2 separate regions of the Homo sapiens genome follow, and region 2 is linked to region 1. Evidence: read pairs that join two places in POLR2A ChIA-PET (ENCODE). Cell type or tissue: HepG2. All regions are shown on one strand. Links, peaks and the distances in the headings refer to the core of each region. The heading gives the core; the rest is flanking DNA.

The links. ChIA-PET counts read pairs that join two places held together with the same protein. Peaks named below come from ENCODE experiments on the same cell type or tissue, not always from the same donor. Only the 100,000 strongest peaks of a DNase experiment are listed, where the experiment ranks them.
Region 2: POLR2A ChIA-PET joins it to region 1 with 5 read pairs; 9 of 35 experiments call an interaction of 5 or more read pairs at or near these places.

The regions. Positions count from the first base shown.
Region 1 is chr14:68,751,726-68,761,156 of GRCh38, forward strand. No RefSeq gene overlaps it. Among named protein-coding and RNA genes, the nearest start is that of ZFP36L1, 37 kb to the right of the region's middle. In HepG2, for the core only: no CTCF peak of the experiment used is centred there; DNase peaks (open chromatin) are centred at 3,156, 5,222 and 5,990; H3K4me3 peaks cover 1,158 bases.
Region 2 is chr14:68,667,914-68,677,344 of GRCh38, forward strand. The region is part of intron 2 of RAD51B-AS1 (RAD51B antisense RNA 1); the gene reads right to left. It also overlaps a transcript of RAD51B not described here. Among named protein-coding and RNA genes, the nearest start is that of RAD51B-AS1, 13 kb to the right of the region's middle. RefSeq lists enhancers at 1,524-2,024, 2,025-2,525, 8,412-8,912, 8,913-9,413 and a silencer at 4,139-4,433. In HepG2, for the core only: no CTCF peak of the experiment used is centred there; no DNase peak of the experiment used is centred there.

The DNA of each region.
Region 1 (9,431 bases), core at 3,118-7,117:
TCACTTACTGCAATTACTTTTGCACCAACCTAATAGTCATTGCCACCATTTCAAGTTCCAGACTCCTCCAAGTATAACTGAACCTGCCGCCTTCAGAAACAGCATCATGATCGGCTGCTGCAGGTGAGCGAGGATGTTCAGAGCTCTGTCGGCTTGCTGGGGACAGAAAGAGCTTGGCAATTTACCGAGCGTCCTCACAATCTTGCCTTGCAGCAGACTTCAGGACTGGCAGGACAGTCTCGCAGGGAATTCTTCTTCCCATTTCTCCAGGGGAGGCTTGCACACGTTACGGACCTTGGTCCCAGTCATGACTGGAAAGTCAGAGAGCCACAAGTGGATCTGGATAGACGCAAGTTAAGCTGATGAGTTTGTCTCTACCACAGGGGTACCTGCCTTTCCCCAGGATCAGCCCGATGGCAATTCTGGGCCCAAGCTCTCCCTCCTTGATCAGGTCCCAGTGGAAACAGCCCACATTGCCTCTCACTTTTACTTTTCAAGCTATCTGACAGTTAAATCAGACGTGTCAGGAACCCATTCCAACTCTTTAAGAGTCTGCACAGCTCTGTGTCCTACTGTCGGTCACTTAGCAATGCATCGTTATAGGGTGACTGGAATCACCCAAAAAAGTCATATGTTGAAGCCCTAAGCCCTAGTATCTCAGAATATGACCTTCCTTGGAGATGGGGTATTTAAAGAGGTACTTAAGTTAAAATGAGGTCATTGGGGTGGCCCTACTGCAGTATGACTGCTGTCTTTATAAGAAGAGGAAATTTGGATGCAAATACATACAGAAGGAAGCCCAGGGGAAGACACAGGGCGAAGACAGCCATCTGCAAGCTAAGGAGGGAGGCTTGGAGCAGATCCTACTTCACAGCCCTCAGAAGGAACCAACCCTGCCAACACCTTGATCTCAGGCTTCTATCCTCCAGAACTGTAAGACAATGAATTTCTGCTTTTTAAGCCACGCAGGCTTGGAATTTTGTTATGATGGACCTACCAATTATACATGCAGCTCTCAGCAGACAACTTTGTTTTCCTTATTTCCAACATCTTGACACAGGGCCTCACTGTCCTGTACAAACTGTAATATCTAAAAAAAAAATCCTCAAGAGAATGACATTAAGATAGTTCAGCTCCGCAAAATAAAATGCTATCCCAGGCTAAGTATTCTTTTTATCTTAACAACCACTAACAGGGCTGAATGCACCTTCACTAACTCCGGAAGCTTATCAAAGGTCTGTAGGTAAAGCTGAGTGTGAAGGCACTTCCAAAAGGGGTTTGGCCCATCTGAAGTTGAAGAGACCAGCCTCACTCTGCTTCAGGGTCCTTCAGTCTCTTCAAAGAGAAAATGGAACTTTTCAGCATATAAATCCCAGGAAAGAGGGTGAACAAGCTAAAGCCCTTGAATTTGTTCCAAGGAGGATACTGTCTGTCTTAAAATTATAAGCCTATGTGTGTTTTGTTTGTTTGTTTGTTTTTGTTTTTGAGACAGGGTGTCACTCTGTCACCCGGGCTGGAGTACAGTGACATAATCTCAGCTCACTGCAACCTCCGCCTTCCGCCTCAGCCTCCCTAGTGGCTGGGACTACAGGCATGAGCCACCATGCCCAGCTAATTTTTGCATTTTCTGTTAGAGACGGGGTTTTACCATGTTGCCCAGGCTGGTCTCGAATTCCGGGGTTCAAGTGATCCACACATCTCGGCCTCCTGAAGTGCTAGGATTACAGGCATATGAGTTTTTATGATAAAAATAATGCTTGCTTTTAGAAATTTTGGAAAATGTAGAAAATGCAGAAAAAAGAAGAAAATCGCCATAACTCTACCATGCTGAGACCACCTGTGTTTATATTTTTGTATATTTTTGCTTTGTTCTATATAGTTGTATTTCATAATTGGATGCAGTTATATACACAATTTTCATACTTTTTTAGTTATAAAGAATTCCTCCATGTTATTATAATCTCTCTTCAAACATCATTTTAAATGACTGTAAAATATCCCATCAAGTTGATCAGTTTTCTCAAATGCGAACTGCAGAACATCTGCATCAAAATTATATGTGGTATGTTAAAAATGCAGACTTTTGGATCTCACCCCAGATCCATTAAATCAAAATCTCTAGGGGAGGAGGCTGGGAGTCTTCATCTTAGTAAGTTTCTCAAGCAACTCATGAACTTACGAAAGGTTGAAAACCACTAAAATTAGTGCAACCGTGGTTGTACATAACCTTATATGAAATGCTGGACATTTCGGTTGTTTCCAGTGTATTCTTTTATAAATAACTGTGTGTACAACATCTGTGTGCATAAAGCATCTTGCAAATTTTATAGCATTTCTTTAGGGTGGTTTCCCAGAAGTGATATTATGATGTCAAAGGTGTGAACCTGTTAAAGATGCTTGATAAACACACAACACACCTGCACACACGTTTAACCACATGGTCTGCTCAGGTTCCAGGGAGAAGTGTGTTGCCAATTACTTATCTGTATAGCTCTTATTTTCCAGCTCTTTTCAACAGTGTTCTATCTTTATTGCTGAAAATAATGAGTCGGGTCACAATAAAGTAGGTAAGGAATGAGCAGACAGTCAATAAAATGTCCTTTAGTGATACAAGAAGACTCTGGCCTAACCCCATGCAAAACCAGAGCAGCAGATAGCCACAGGGACTCCAAGGACTCCAGACATCAAACAGAACTCCAAAGGACACAGTAGCACTCCATTGTACCCCTGTCCTACGTGCCACCGGGACAGTGCTCTCCTCAGTTCAAGGTCATCACCAACATTTGGAGGCAGCTGCACAGCAAGGATTCATGTGTAGGTAGGGGCTGGTCTCACCCTGCCCGACATAGAGGGATCTTTTTTTTTTTTTTTTTTTGAGACAGTCTCGCTCTGTTACCCAGGTTGGAGTGCAGTGGCAATCTCGGCTCACTGCAACCTCCGCCTCCCGGGTTCAAGTGATTCTCCTGCCACAGCCTCCCAAGTAGCTGCGATTACGGGAGCCCACCACCACGCCCGGCTAATTTTTGTGGTTTTAGTAGAGACAGGGTTTCGCCATGTTGACCTCGGATAACAAAGATCACAGCAGCAGACAGAATGTGGGGGCCCCAAAGAGGAAAATGGGCTCACAGAACCCTAATGTGCTCAGGGGAGGGCAGCTTCTAGATAGGGGGAGAGCTACAAAATGGAATGTTAAGTGCATAGCAAACACACTGTTCTTACTGTGTGTTGAAATGGCTTAGAGGAGAGGTAATCATATAGAGACATGGGCAACCAGTCTCCTTAGGGCAACCAGAACTCATTCATTTGTTTAACCAGTATTTATACAGCATTTATTATGCACTAGGCAGTGGTCTAAACGCTTTACAAATGTTAACTTATTCCATCCCCCCAACCAACATATAAAGTATCATCACTCCCATTCTACAGATGAGGAAACTGAGACATGGAGAGTTTAAGTAACTTGCCCAAAGTTGCACAGCTAGGCCAGGTGCTGTGGCTCACGCCTGTAATTTCAGCACTTTGGGAGGCCGAGACAGGTGGATCACTTGGGGCCAGGATTTCCAGACCAGCCTGGGCAGCATGGCAAAACCCCATCTCTACAAAAAAAATGCAAAAAATAGCTGGATGTGGGGGCATGCACCTGTAGTCCCAGCTACTCTGGAGGCTGAGGCATGAGAATTGCTTGAACCCAGGAGGCAGAGGTTTCAGTGAGCCAAGATCGCACCATTGCACTCCAGCCTGTGTGACAGAGTGAGACTCTATCTCAAAACAAAACAAAAAAACAACCAAAGTTGCACAGCTAGTAAGTGGTGGAGCCAATATTTAAATCCAAGTAGCCTAGCTCCAGAGTCCATGATTTTAGCCTTGGAAGGAAGGACTGAGAAGCATGAGAAACCAATATACAGCAAGAAAGGTCAGTGGGTGACCCCTGGACAGACGTCATCAGCCATGTCATTGAGTCTATCCTTGGGGGACTTTCACCTCACGCTATTTTCAATTCATGCATCCCAAGATTAGGACAGTTCATGAAACCAAAGTGGGCAAAGCTGAAGCCACAGAGTGTATTCAAGTGTCATTTACAGCAGAGACTCTACCTGCTAACCCTTACGCACCAGCACATATTAGAAAAATGAAGTTGTTCATTACAAACCATCCTTTCAACACTGGTCTCCACCTACCCCCCCCCCCCCACTCCAGCTGAGTGGGCACTACATTATGCAGCTGGTGCATGCAGTGGGTTGGCTGAGCATCTGGTATCTTCTGGAGCAGCACGGTAGATCTGCCTGTGAGAAAGCCCCAGACACCTGCACGCTCCAGGAATACATGCATACATGCATGGCCTGTGTGCAGCACTCCCCACGCCTCCCCAACCATCTGGGACAGCAGGGGCCACCCCCTTGGTCACCCTGCCTGCTGGCTTCAGGCTGTGTTGCCTAAGCCCCTGGGGCGCCTTCTCCCTAGTACAACAACTCCTCCCTTAGAGAACACCTCTGCCCCCCAAGGACTGCAAAATCCATCATCAGAATCCATCATCCCTCGCCTCCAAGGCCTTCCACCACTGCAACTAATTATCTGTGTTGTAAACTCCCATGTGGAAACAATCTACAGGATTTTTCATCAGACCTGGCCGGCAGGCTAGCAGCTCACACGCCTGCCTGTAGACTGGAGCAAGCCAGCCTCCCCCTTTTAAACAAACACATTAAGTTAATAATAACACGGACCAAGTTTGACAGCCACATTTACTAATTAATTCTCATTTGCTCCTTCTGTTAGGAAGGCGGGTAGGACTTGCCTGGTTTACAGATGAATTAAGGCTGCAAACAGATTTCTCTTAAGGTGGCACCAAAAAATTTAACCTGGAGCCTTCCTCCCAGTCAGCCTTCTCCTCTTCCCTACCCCTTGGGTGATTCACTTTACCTAAGCTCCCCAAGGCAGTGTTCAGGATGGAGAAGATCCTAGTGGTGACCAGTCCCTGCCCCTTGACAGAGGTGTAGATGGCTCTTCACAGCACCCCCTTTCATTCACCTGGCCATGCAGATGCACGCGGGGACCTCAGCCATCGCATCATTCCATTCTCACCACCCTCCTCCAGGAGAGTTGGTTATGATCCCCATCTCCCACAGGGGTAACCACAGCTGAGAGGTCAAATGACACATCAAGATCAGTGGGCTCAGAAGCAGAAGGCCAAAAGCCCATTGTCTGCGGCCTTCCCCTTTACCTGGGGATGACTGGTTAGGAAATTTGTCCCAGGTGACGAAACAGCCAGCTTCAGGAAAACAGAATTCTCCATGCCTAGCCTTGGGCTCTGACCACAAAACCCACTCTGGCTCCTCACACCTATCTATAAAGGCCTCTGAGCTCTGGGCCTGAAGGAGCTCACCTCACCTGCTTGTGGGCTTCGGTGGAAGGACGGTGGATCCTTCTAGGAAGCTGCTTCTACTCTGCAACTTCTATTCCCTTAATCCAAATAAGAATGCTGTTGCCCAGGCTGGACAGCCCTGGACTAATGTCATCAGCCATGCCATTGAGTCTGTGCTTGGGGGACCTGCAGCCCACGCTATTTTCAGTTCATGCATTTCAAGATTAGGACAGCTTGTTGGGATGTTCTCTGTCCACATGTCTTAAACTCACATCCTAGCTTCTCTCCCTTCTATTTCACTTACTGAGCATTTTCTACGCACCAAATGTTCTACTAGGACCATCCATTAACATTTTAGATTATGTTTTCTTCTTGTAACAACCCTACAAGGCACGTATTATTCTTTTACAGTGCTGGTTTTACAGATGGGGAAACAAAGGCATAGAGAGCTTTCATTCCTCCTAAGGATTACGTGGCTGGCATGCAGCAGAAGTGCAATCCGCCTTCAGACTCTGAGTTTAAGGCTCTAGTCTCCAGCTGATAGGAGGCACCTTTCCTAAGCTCTGTAGCTCTTACCCTCCCACTGCAGAGGGTGCTGAACTCTTGGGGCTAATGGCCCCCACAGTCACATTTTTTCAACGGGTAATGGCCTGTACAGCTGGTGACAGCATGCGTCATTTCCCAAGAATACTCAGGGGCCTAGATGCAGAAACTGACACCCCCACCTCTACCCTGGCTACTGGGCAAGGGGCATCAGCTGACTCTGAGGGCTCAGAGCACCAGGCTTCTTGAGATTGTTCTAAAAAAAGAAAAAAAAAAAAAGGAAGTTCATTTGGCTTCCTGCTCAGTCTAGGACTGGCTAACCACGTCCCGCCTGGGATCAGCATGGTGGCCAGGACTTCATGAGTAATAAATAACACCACCAGGCTCTTCTTGAACCTAGATCCCCATAACCAACAACAGCAGCTGGTGTTTTCTGAGGGCCTCCCTAAAGACCCACAGCTCTGTGATAGACAAGACCTCATGTATCCCCATATGTCCTCATGAGCCAGGGGAAGAGGGGTGGCCAAAGGGACTCTCCTCCTTATTTTAAAGATGGAGACACTGGATCACAGAGGGGAGACAGGGCTTGCCAGAAGTGAGTGGCAAGACTGAAACAGGTTGCATTATCTGCCAGGATACCACAAGACCTCTCCACCCCTCTCCCGGGTCCATGAAAGAAAGAATACATTCCTAGGTCTCCCAAAGCAGCTGGACTGGAGCTGGCTCCACAGTAATTGTTTAAAGAAAAAGCAGTGGCCCTGATGGGAAGGAGTCTGATGAACGGGGTGAACACAGTTTGGCCATTATCTGCAGGCCCGCCTCCCTGTGAGCTGCCCTGCACCAAGATAACACAGCAGGCTGCGCTGGACACAACTGGCTGCTGTGGACTCCACCTTTCCTCCATGCTGGGTTCCAAACACAAGATAGCAAAGACACTGTTTGCCTAGAGAGCCTAGTTTTAACCCCAGGCTAGCTATGGCAAGGCCCAGCTGGGGGATTTCTATCCTTCCCTGCCTCAGGTGGGGAAGGTCCACTGAGCAGAGAGCTTGCCAGGTGAGGCTGCCAGGTAAGAAGGCTCATCTCCCTGAGCAGAGGGGTGTAGCTGACTCCAGCCTCCTCAGAGGGTCTCCCCAGGCAGGACCTTGGGCTCGGGCTCTAGGAACCTCTTTGGAGATAGCCCAGATAGATGGGCAAGGTCCTGACAGGTTAGCCAGGGATCTCGATTCCCTCTTCCCTAATCCCAACTCCTAACTTCCAGTCCCTCCCCCTGACCCTTCCCCTCCACTGGCTTCTATCACCCCCAGCTCACCCACAAGGTCTCCTCGTTCAGACCCATGCAGGCCGGCCCTAGGCCTCACTTTCCAACAGTTTCTTCTAGCCCAGGCCTGGTGACTGGCTTCTGCAGAGAATGTTAGGGCTGAAAGGACCCTAAAGAGCCACCCCTCTGCATTTTACACATGAAGAAACCATGACCCAGAGAGACCGCCACAGATCCAGGGCTACCATTTGGTAATGGCAGAGACAGACTGGTTTCCAGGAATTCCGGAAATGTTTGCTCCACCAACCTGCACACAGAAAGTCAAATGAAGGTAAGTTCATCCATTTACAGATGAGCAAACTGATGCCCAGAGAGGTAAAGGGGCCTTCCCAAGGCTCACATTCACACTGTTTGTTAGTGTGATCTCTTAGATACAGACTAAATGGAGAGGCCCCTAATCCTATGGGTGACAGCTGATGCGCAGACAGCGTGATTTTGCAACCTCACTTAGTCGCCTGTTAACAAGTAGCTCTGAAAATCCTTCCGTAGGGCTGCCCTAAGTCCCTCCCATCTACAGGATGCTGCTACTCCTCGGAGGGGCACTGCCCCCAGGAGAGCTTCTCTGCATGGAGATTAATGCCCAAGTCAGAAAAGAAGCCGATGAATCTGGAAAAGAAAGAGGGCCAGACAGTCTTTCTATTTTAACATTTTTTTCAGATGGAGGAAATTCTAAATTATTCTAGTACCCAAACCACTAGTTGCCTGGAAGATGCCTGCTGATCCTTCAGTTGCAGGTACCTTGCTACTAGAAGGCCAGGTTTGCATTCCAGCTCAGCAGCTACATGCATGTGGTCAAATTTCTTCACCCCTTTGAACCTGCATTTCCTCATTTGTCAAATAGGAATATTACCTCCCTTTCCCTGCCTCTTGGTGAGGTTGAAATTAGAAAATGGATGTAAAAGAATGCTCTGATTTGAAAATGTTCTGAAGACATATGCGATTACTCATTATGAATACAATATTCTCCTTTCTGTATTTGAGAAAGGCCCTTTGTTGGCCGGGGGTGGCGGAGGACTTAGGTAACTCAGCCAGGTTGCTCCCACCAGCCTGATTTAATGGACTCCTCTCTTAATCACCACAGCTTCTCTCTCCTTGTGCCTGACTCTTTCTGAGCTTTCTGAGCTTTGCAATCCCCAGCTCACCCCCCCAACACGCCCCCACAGTCCTTCTTCCCAACAGTTGCCAGCCCACCCTGGCCATAAACGGGTAGAACCCACAAGGGCTCTCAGGAAACAGCTTCGCCCTTGCCTTCTCCCACTCCCAGGTCCTCTCTGACCCAGAAGAAGCTCACATGTCCCCTTCTTTCCCCACAGTTGTGTCAGCAAAGTAAACTGGAGGCTGGTTGACCCCCAGTCTCTAAAGTAGGCCAGAGCCCCAGTGCTCTCAGGTGAATTCCAGGGCTTAGTATGGGAAGGTGGGAGGTGGGCTGGGGCCAGCCTGGTGGTACCAACCCCTGGGTACTTACAATCCTCTGAACCCCACACTGAATCAGAGAGAGAGGCTGGGAGCTGGCATTTATTAATCCTCTATTCTATGCTGGGCACTTTGCCCACATTAGAGCTACTTCTCATAACCCATGGAGAGGGTTAGTATCCTCGTTTAACAGGTGAGGAGAAACAGGTTCCAAGATACTAAGAAACATACCCATAGTCACACAAGACTTCAGGGATGAACAGGAATCCAAATCCAGGGTTCTCACCTCTAGGCTTGGGCATGGGTGTAGATCCCACACCCACAGTCACTTATTGAGTCTATATATATAGCAGGTTTACTGGAGTAGATCAAAAGAAAAGAAAACATACAAATTCCCTAGACTTCTGGATTTTTTTAATCATGATCTCAAAATAAGTAGTGGAAGTGAATATTAAAACTAAAAATAGTTGCTGTTAAGGTAGATATCTTTAATATTATTGTGTTACTTTCTCAAAAAAAAGATTCCTTCCTAACCATTTCCTTTTCCCAAAGTGAACAGCTGCTGTACATAAACAGTAGCCATTAGTATTCATTGACCACTCACTACGCACAAAGCCTTCTATGGGAATGCTCTCATGTAATCTGCCAACAGTCTATGCAGTAGGTTCTACTGTTATCTATTTTATAGATAAGGAAACTGAGATGCAAAAATATGGAGAGATTTGCCCCAGGTCACTGAGTTACAGACTTCGAACCCTGATGTTAGAGCCTGTACCCTGACCCATTAAACTTAATATT
Region 2 (9,431 bases), core at 2,764-6,763, 84 kb before region 1:
GCCTTCAGTAAGGTAACTCCAGCAGGAGAAAGCATTTTCCCCGTTGTGAGGCCTGTGGGAGATCCTCATCTGAGGCAGATGTAAAGAAGCACTTCCCTGGCCTGGGTCTGCTGGGAAACAAGTGATTACCAATCCTTGTGCTGTCCATGAAAGGGCCTCACCCCTGGCTGCTGAGGGTCTGGGAAATATCTGCTTCAATGAATACCCAGGTGCTCATTTTTCTTCTCCCCAGTTACCTGCTAAAGGCTCCATCTTGACATCAACCCTGGGGTCACCCTCCAGGATACTTCCTCGAAGCAGCCACATTCCTGGGGGCATCTGTGCCAGCAGGGGATGGTGGGATGGCAAATCAGCAAGTTCTGTCAGTCCTCAGCACCACTCTGTCCACAGCCTCATGAGAGTTTTGTCTGAGGACCTTCATTAGGCTTCAGGGCCTGTGGCTGATGACTCCAGGTCAAAGCCCCAGATGATACCTGCTCATCGAAAACCACGCATTCCACTCCACTTCCCGGCCTCCCCTGCCGTTAGGTGGAGGCCATATGACTAGATCCTGGCCAAACGGATGTGGACAGAGTCATGTCAGCCACTTTCAAGGCTTGTCTTTAAAAGCATCACAGCAGCCCTCCAGCTCTGTCTGTGATGGCAGCAATCTTGAAGCCACATTTCAGGTGGCATAACCATTGAGACATGGGGATCTATTTGTCACTACAGCAGTAGCCATTCCCATTCTGACTAAGGTAGAGCATAAAGGAATTATGATCCATGGCTCCCCTCTGCCGCCCGAGTCATCTCACAGATGGCGGGCTGTTCTCCTGCACCCCCAGGCACGCTGATCCGTGACATCTCTCCCAATCGCTGGTTAAATGACCTCAGACACCTGCTGTGCTGAAGGTGACAAGTCAGGGGCAGCATCTGCATGTCTGAAGCAGCTCAGGATCTTCTCTGTGCCCAAATCCCCAAGAAAAGTCTAAAACTGGTAAAGTAATTGAACCAAGATGGGTTTTCCCGAAAGACCTTTTACAGCTTTGAGCTCATTAAGGAAAGAAAGAGGATTTCAAGACCTAAACAGTGCTGGATTCTTTCTATTTTAGTTGAAGTTGAAAAGACGATATCTTTGCTAGAGTCCAGAAAGAGTCTTACCTGTTGAAAACTCATGCAACTTAAAGTTCCTTCATCACGGAGAGCCTACCAGGCCTGCCACGTGGCATGACCCATGGATGTGGGTGGGACTGCTTGGTATTTTCAGACTGTTGGAAACAGTGGCCTCTTGATCTCAGAGAGAGCCAAATTAAGCTGATTTCACTATTTATAATCCCTCCGGAAATAAGCAAAGAAGAGAAGTCTAATTGCAAACAGACTGAACTTTACATAGGAAATATGTAGGCCCCCTGAGGCACCTAGAAAGTGTCTAAAGCCCTAACTGCCTCCCTGCCTCCCCTGCTTCCCTCTCCAGAGCACGTAGGCCACATCTAGAGAGGCCTGAGGCTGCAGAATGGCCCTGGACTGGCCAAACCAGCCCAGCCAGCCCCTTGGGCCTAGGGGCAGGGACTTTTGGATGAGAAACAGGAAGACATTTGCCCACAGCTTGAACCATGGCTTTGGGAAGACTCTTTGTTCTTTCTTCCCCATTATTTTGGGTTTTCTGGTCTTTATTCCGTGCTTGTCAAATTCCAGGCATGCAAGGCTTTCAAACACACTATCAAACCCGCCACTTACACACACACACACACACACACACACACACACACTCCCCACCCCCATTGCATTCCCATCACAATCACATTTGTAGCAGAGCCCTGGGATTTGTAACCAAGTGGGGCCCAGTAAGAGCTTTGTGAAATTTCACATGGCCCCTGGCCTTCTGTAACAACTCCAGAGCTAAAGCCCCAGCCAGAACCCTGGGCCTTGCTGGCAGCTGTGCTGCCGGGTCACTGTGGGAGATGAGACAAGGACCTGCGACCTGCTGTGCCTCAGTTTCCCTGCCTGTCAGTTTGGACAACCATGACTGCAGCTAATTCTGAATTGTCTGCCTGCTGGTGGGACCAGGCCCTGGTGGGGGGCTCAGATTAATGGCACGGAAGTCCCAGAATGAGTCAAAGAAGAGAGAGACCAAAATAGATCAGGAGCCAAGCGCCCAGAATGGCAGCCAGAGAAGATTAGACACGCTGCCGAGAGAACCGTCCCGATGACTTTATTGAGGGCTCTTGCTCATAAACAGCCACTATGTTATTGTAACTTCCACAGACCAGGCCGACCCTTCCTTGTGACGGGAAGTTTGGGATTGGAACCGTCCGTGGGCCCTGCTGTTGCTGAGGTCACCCTGGGAGCTGGGGCTCTTCCAAAAGGAAATCAGCATGGGGCTCCGGGGCTTGGTGGAACAGTGGACAGATGGATGGTTTTTGAGTGAGAAAGTCATGGTTAGGAGTCAGGGAAGAGTGGCAAGTGCCCCCCGGCCCACCCCTCTGCAGTTCAGCTGGTGGGACTAAGTCTTTCTTTATGGGCATTTCTGCTGAAAAGTCCTTCCTCCCTTACATTTGCTTCTTGGTCTCATGAATCCAAGGAGAGGGCACTAGGCCAGGGTGACAGATGTGGAAAAAGCCCAGAACTGCTGCCATAGTTCCCATCCCTGGGAGCCTCCAGTCCCCAGCCATGCCCAGCAATGGCTTTTCCTCTCACATCCTGACCCCTCACATCCTCTGTCTCATTGCACAGCCCTTGCCCTCCTGGCCACTTGCTACTTTTAATCCTCCTCTCATGTGGAGAGCAGCCCTGGCAGGTCCATCCACTCTCATCTTCCACTGGAGTGCTTCAGGCAACAATGGAAAAACTTAAGTTTGCCAGCAAAGTGGTCGAAGGCCAGAACTTGTCCATTTGAAGATAGAGACACAAATATCTCATTTCAGTACCAAAGACCCTTTCTTTCTTATCACTGCCAGCTCTCCACCACCCATCCATCTCCTGCTCATCTCTGCTGGAAATGCTACTAGCCAAGGCGAGCCAAGCCAAACAGCTGTTTGTGGGCTCACAGACCCTCCAAGGATAAGGGTCTCTTCTGTGATGACCAGATTGCACCCTGATGCCAGCCAGCTCCTGGCGTCTGCTGCTGGCCCCCCCAAGATGGTAGCCTGGGGAGATACAGCCCAAACGCCTGATCCAGTCTCTTCCCAGTCTAGCTCTGTTGGCAAAATGAAACTCCCTGCCAAGGGAAAGCCAGTTTGGACTGTCCAAGGGGCACCCATGATAACTGGGCAAACCATCCATCCTGGGTTGGTCCGTGTGCTTTGAGACTTACACTAGGTGGGCCAGTTGAGGAAGGAGATAGGAGGAAGAAGTCCAAGGCAAATGTCAGATTTTTAGACAAGCCACTGCTGGCAACATGTTTTTATTTGGAAAATATTGCACAGGAACTTACAGTGAAAAAGAAGCTTTCAAAGCCCTACATAATGTAACCCTATCCTACCACATCTCCAGTTTGCTGTACCATGCCCTCCCCTATGTGGATTCACCTTGGCCAGACATACAAACCCACCCCCTATCCTCCTCCATCCCTGCTCTTTGTCCTTGCTCATTCCATTCCCTTTGCTTGAAATATCTGTCTAGACTGTGCCCATCTTCTAAGTGGTCCAGCTTCAACTCTGCTCTCTCCCCCAACACCCCGCCTCCGACAACCTCTGGGGAGCATGGAGTTAACATTGCCCCTCCTGTGCTCACTGCATTTTTTGCCTACCATAGACAGTTTAATTATTGAAAACCGCCTTGTATGTTCTGTTTCAGATATGTTGGCTTTAATGAATCTGTGTGTCCCCTAACCTTGTCTCAGAATTCCTTATATGCCCCAAGGATGCCTCCACAGTGCTCTGAACACTGTAGGGCCTTAGGAAATACTGATGGCTTTGACTGGTTATCAAAAAAAAAAAATGTAAGTGATCAAAAAGATGCATAACCAGGAAGAACTATAATGTTCAGCAAAAACTGCGAGAGTGGTTCCAGGTGCTGCCTTCTTGGGGTCAGTGGTATAATGGGTTTTCCTTTCCAGACAGTCCCTTGATAGTCCTAGAATCCCACAGGACAGTTGGGTGGACAGTGTCCAGCAGGCAAACAAGACCATAAACGCAAAGCCAGAGAAGCTAAACAATGTTCACTTTACAACTCCAGGTGATGATAATGGTATTTATAGACTCAGTGACATGTTTGAAGCTGTGAGTCCCAGAGGCTAATATTTTAAGCTGGATATCCTGAGACCCAGACGTTCTGTTTTTGTTCTCCTCCCCATCCTTCCCTCCTGTAACCCCTGGAACTTTCCATGCAATCTGGACAAAAGCATGAAACCTCTATTGTTTCTCAATCCTTACTAGTGCTAGGGAAGGATTTAAGAACTGCTTCATGGAAGGGTGACTTGTGATGAGTGGAAAACATTCTGAGGCCTTAAAATGACATTTGCCATTACACCAAAACTTCCATCAGAGAATTTCAAAATTCTAGGCAGAGACAAGGGCCTTTCTGCCGTCAGAGAACTCCAATGGTAAAGGAGCTGGGGTTTGGAAGAGTGAGGCCTTATTTATAGATGAACTCATCTTGGCCAGAGGTTCTGGAGAGTCTAGGTCCACCTATTTAAGAACTTTCTTTCTCTCAGGTCCATTTTTATATTGGATAATCATTCCTGAGGCAAATCTATAAACAAAGGGTGGGAACCTAAAACTTGGCTAGTTATATAGCCCAGAATAAAATGGGGAAATCAGTGTTTTCCTTCAAAGCAATCTAGAAAGCACTAGCCAAAGAACAAATTGCAAACAGCTACACAAGCATCAGGGAAATCCCATCGATCATAAGAGATGGAAAATAACCATGAGATCATTGCACTCATCTCCCCTGGGGCCTGGACATCCAGGATGCAGCTTCATGGTGTCCCTTCAGAGGGTGTTACAGGCATTACCTTTCTCTTGCTTTGCACTGTGAATCGTGCTCCTGATTAGTCTGCAATACATCCCCCTGAAGACAGGCAGCAACCACAGAACACAGTACCTCATGCATAGGAATTAAGTCCAGAACATTCTCTACTAGGTGGGTTTTTTGCTGTTTGTAAACAACTCTAGATGTTCATCCACAGTTCACTCAACTGTGCTGACTGGTTTCATGCACTAGCCAGAATTGGTCAAACTTAAACATGCACAAAATCCTGTAGTCACTTTAGGCCCAAGTCCAACATTTAGAAGCTATCAACACAGGAAAAAAGTTGTACCTGTTTTCACGCTGAGAAAAGCAGATAGCTAATCTGTACCAGGAAAACAAACAAGAAAAATGATCTGAAAATAACTTGGAAGGTTTTGTTTTCACCAAAGGAAGCATAAATAGTGAAACACATACACATAAGACATGCATGTACACACATATATATACATGCACACACATACACACATTGTATGCACACATATACATAAACACACATACATAAACACACTGTACACACAAATATATACATGCACACACATACACACACATACTGTATGCAAACATGTATACATGCACACACGTACACATACTGTATGCACACATATATACATGTACACACATGCACATACTGTACACACATGTATGTACACACATATGTACGCGCACACACATACACATACATATGTACACACATATGTATGCACACACATACACATACTGTACATACACATATGTACATGCACACACACACGTACACATACTGTGCACACACATATGTATACATGCACACACATACACATACTGTGCACACACATATGTATATGTGCACACACATACACATACTGTACACACATCTATACATGCACACGCATACACATACTGTACACACATATATATACATCCACACACGTACACATACACATACTATATGCACACATATATACATGTACACACATACACATACTGTACATACACATATGTACATGCACACTCATACATGTACACATACTGTGCACACACATGTATACATGCACACACATACTGTACACACACATATGTATATGTGCACACACACACATACTGTACACACACATCTATACATGCACACACATACACATACTGTACACACATATATATACATCCACACATGTACACATACACATACTGTATGCACACATATATACATCCACACACATATACACATAAACACACATACTGTACACAGGTATACGCACACTTGCATATATATACATGCATACACACATACACACACATATACAATACTGTACACACATATATACACACATACTGTATACACATATACATCACATACACACATATACATACATATATACGTGTACACACATATGTATACACACGTACACACTATATACACATATATGCACACATTTACGTATATACTTACATATACACACGTGTTTTCCTCCTAATTACAAAAATAAATACAGAAAAACACTACTAGAAAACAACATGTTATTGTGTTCCTTCCAGAATTTTTCTATGAGTAGTCACCTGTATTCTAATGTATCATACATATTATATGTTACATTATGTATCGTATAATATATAAATGAGGAGGTATATAGAAGTCTTTTTAGATATATTTAATGAATATATATTTTAATTAAAATTTTATATAACATATAATGTTACCAATTTTATTTTTTTATTTCTATCCTAAGGTAACATACTGGTTGTAGAAAGTCAGAAAATGTGTATGAGTAAAAGAAAAAGTGAAAATCATGCATATTCTCAGCATTCAGAAAAGAGTACTTTCATTTGTTGTATGCCCCCCTCACTTATTTAAATATACACCCCTAAGTATAAAATGGGAAGTCCCATTACACAGGGGTATGTGTGTAATGGGGCATATGTTCCATAAGTAGACCAGGGGTATCACCAATGAGCGTCTTAAACCACTGTTCCCTCTTTCCCTTGTAAGGCATGCCATGCTATGGTTTCCCAGCCACAGACCCACTTCTCCCTGTGGAAGGGGACGCCACCTGGACGATGGGCCGCTGCTCAGCCTTGGGGGTCCATGCTAACCCTCTTGAGTTGCTAGAGGCTTTGTGGAAAGACTTCTAAATTTTAAAATCTTCCTTTAAAGTGCCAAGTCAGATGGTCTGATAATGGGACTTTACCATAAGCCATAGTTCAGAAAAGACAGTCGACAGCCTAATAAAACTTCCCCTCAGATAGCAAGGGAAAGTAGACAGCTCTGCCCAGCCTGGAGGAGAAGCAAAGGAGAGAGAGGACAAAGGTAGCAGGTAGACAAGCAAGGCCTCTCCTGCCTCCCTTTCTTGGGATGATTATCTCAGGGACTAGGGTGTCAGTAACAAACACAGGGAGTTGGGGAGGGGTCTAAAACAATCTGGGTTAGGGCTCTGCTTTTCTGAGACATAGTTTGAGGAGAATCCAAGTCTCCTGAACTTATCTGGCACAGATCCAACATGGTGCCACAGGATGGTTTAGGAATGACAGAGGGAAGTGACTCAGTGTCCAGGCAAATGGGCATGAGACGGCCCTCCTATTCTCACAGCTTGCTTAGGCATCTAGGATATGCCTGATTCCTTTTTGGCCCCCAACACAGTAACACAAAGTGCTAAGAGAAGGCCTGGGGTTGAACAGGCCACAGTTCTTCTCAACCTTCCATTCTAAGTCAAAGGAGAAGAAATACAGCTAATACACTCACTTTCCAATGCTGTTCAATTCCATTTGATGGAGTTCCCACCTGCCTTGAGGAATAAACTGTCCTTCAAGTTTAATTCATTCTATTCCATTGTGGTACACACATCAGATTAAGGTAGATACTGGGGGACTCCAGAGATGGGGACAATTCCACAGACACTGTGCCATTGCCTTGGGCCTTCAGAGCTCCGAGAGGGTTAGCCCAGGCATTGTTCTCTCATCCTATTTCTAATGGTCTTTATCTTCTCCCTGCTCCTCCAGCCCAGCCACATCCTCTTCTCAATCCTCCATCTCCACCTGCTTCATTCAACCTCTCTTCCATCCCCTGCTTCTGTGAGCCTTGGAGTGCTTATGGCAGTAGTCAACCTAGGGCAGATAGGGCCAGGCCTTGAGGCTATGGTGAGAAAGTCAGAAAAATGGAACTAGAATGATAATTGGGGTGGAACATGAATAATAATACCTACTATCATTATTACTATTATTTCACTTATAATGATTCTTACTATGTGCCAGGCACTGGTTTAAGCATTTTACATGTATAGTATGAGCTCATACACTTGTGTTAACTCATATAATTAACTCAACTCAAACGCATGAGTTCATACTGCATATGTTACAGCCTATGGGGTAAGTGCAACTATGATCCCACTTTAGAGACGAGGAAACCTAGGCACAGAGAGGTTAAAGTGCCTTGCCCTGGGTCATTCAGCTGGTACATGGAAGCTAGAACCCCACCACAGCAAGCTGGCTGTAGACCCTCATAGTAAGCCACATTTGGGGACACCAAGCAAGCTAGACCAAGGCAAGTGGCTGCATTTGGTTTGGGAATGCAAGCTGACCCACGGAGGTCCCAGAGGATCAGAAACAATCCATAATAACTTTTAGGAGATTTGCTAGAAGGCAGGGAGTTTAGAGTGTCTGTGGCTCCTGCTTTGTAGTTCTGGAAACTAAAGCCGGGGAGTTAGGGCTACGTGACATGCCTGCAGTTGCAAGAAGTAGCTGCAAGAGAGTGGAATTTGCATCTGCACTGCACACTAGGTGGGGCAGAGCCAACGTTCAGGAAGGTGTACATGTCTACACCTGCACAGGCGCTTCTGGAGGAGGCAGGTGTGGCAAGCCCCCTGCTGAGGAATCCAGCCAGGGAAGGCATCCTTTGTCTTGCTCTGGTGGCTTTCAAGCAAAGAGCCCAGTGTGTTTTGCAGGCGTCCATTCATGAGCTTAGCTCCTGAGCTGCACTGACTGGATGACGGGCGTCCCCGCCCAGGAGCCAGAGACTGTGTCTCCACATGCAGGCAGGGCCAGCGTGAGGTCAGGATTAACCAGAGAAGCTGTGCTCTTCTTGCAGCGCCACACTAGGCTGGGCGGGGGGCCTGCTGAAGTGACTGGTCCTTGGAAGCACAAAGCGTGGAGCTCCCACAGCCAAAGGCCCCAGAGGTTCATCATGAGGGGCTTGTGAGGGGAGCCAGCTATGCTCCCCCCTGTCATAGATGAGGAAACTGAGGCTCAAAATTAAAGCTGGAAAATGATTTCTGGAACCTCAAATCAAGTCTACTGTCCCCTATTCCAGGTCTATCTTCCCATATACCATGCTGTTTTGGGTACCTATGCCATTTAAAATATCAAGCAGAATGGGGACTTCTTGAGCCTAAATCAGGCTCACCCTGGGGAACAAGTTCAGAGGACCCCATCAGTATCCAGGGCAGAATATTCATTTGCCCAGTGATGGATGCATTTGGGCCCCGCTTGGAGGCGGGAGAGATTCCTTGCGCACC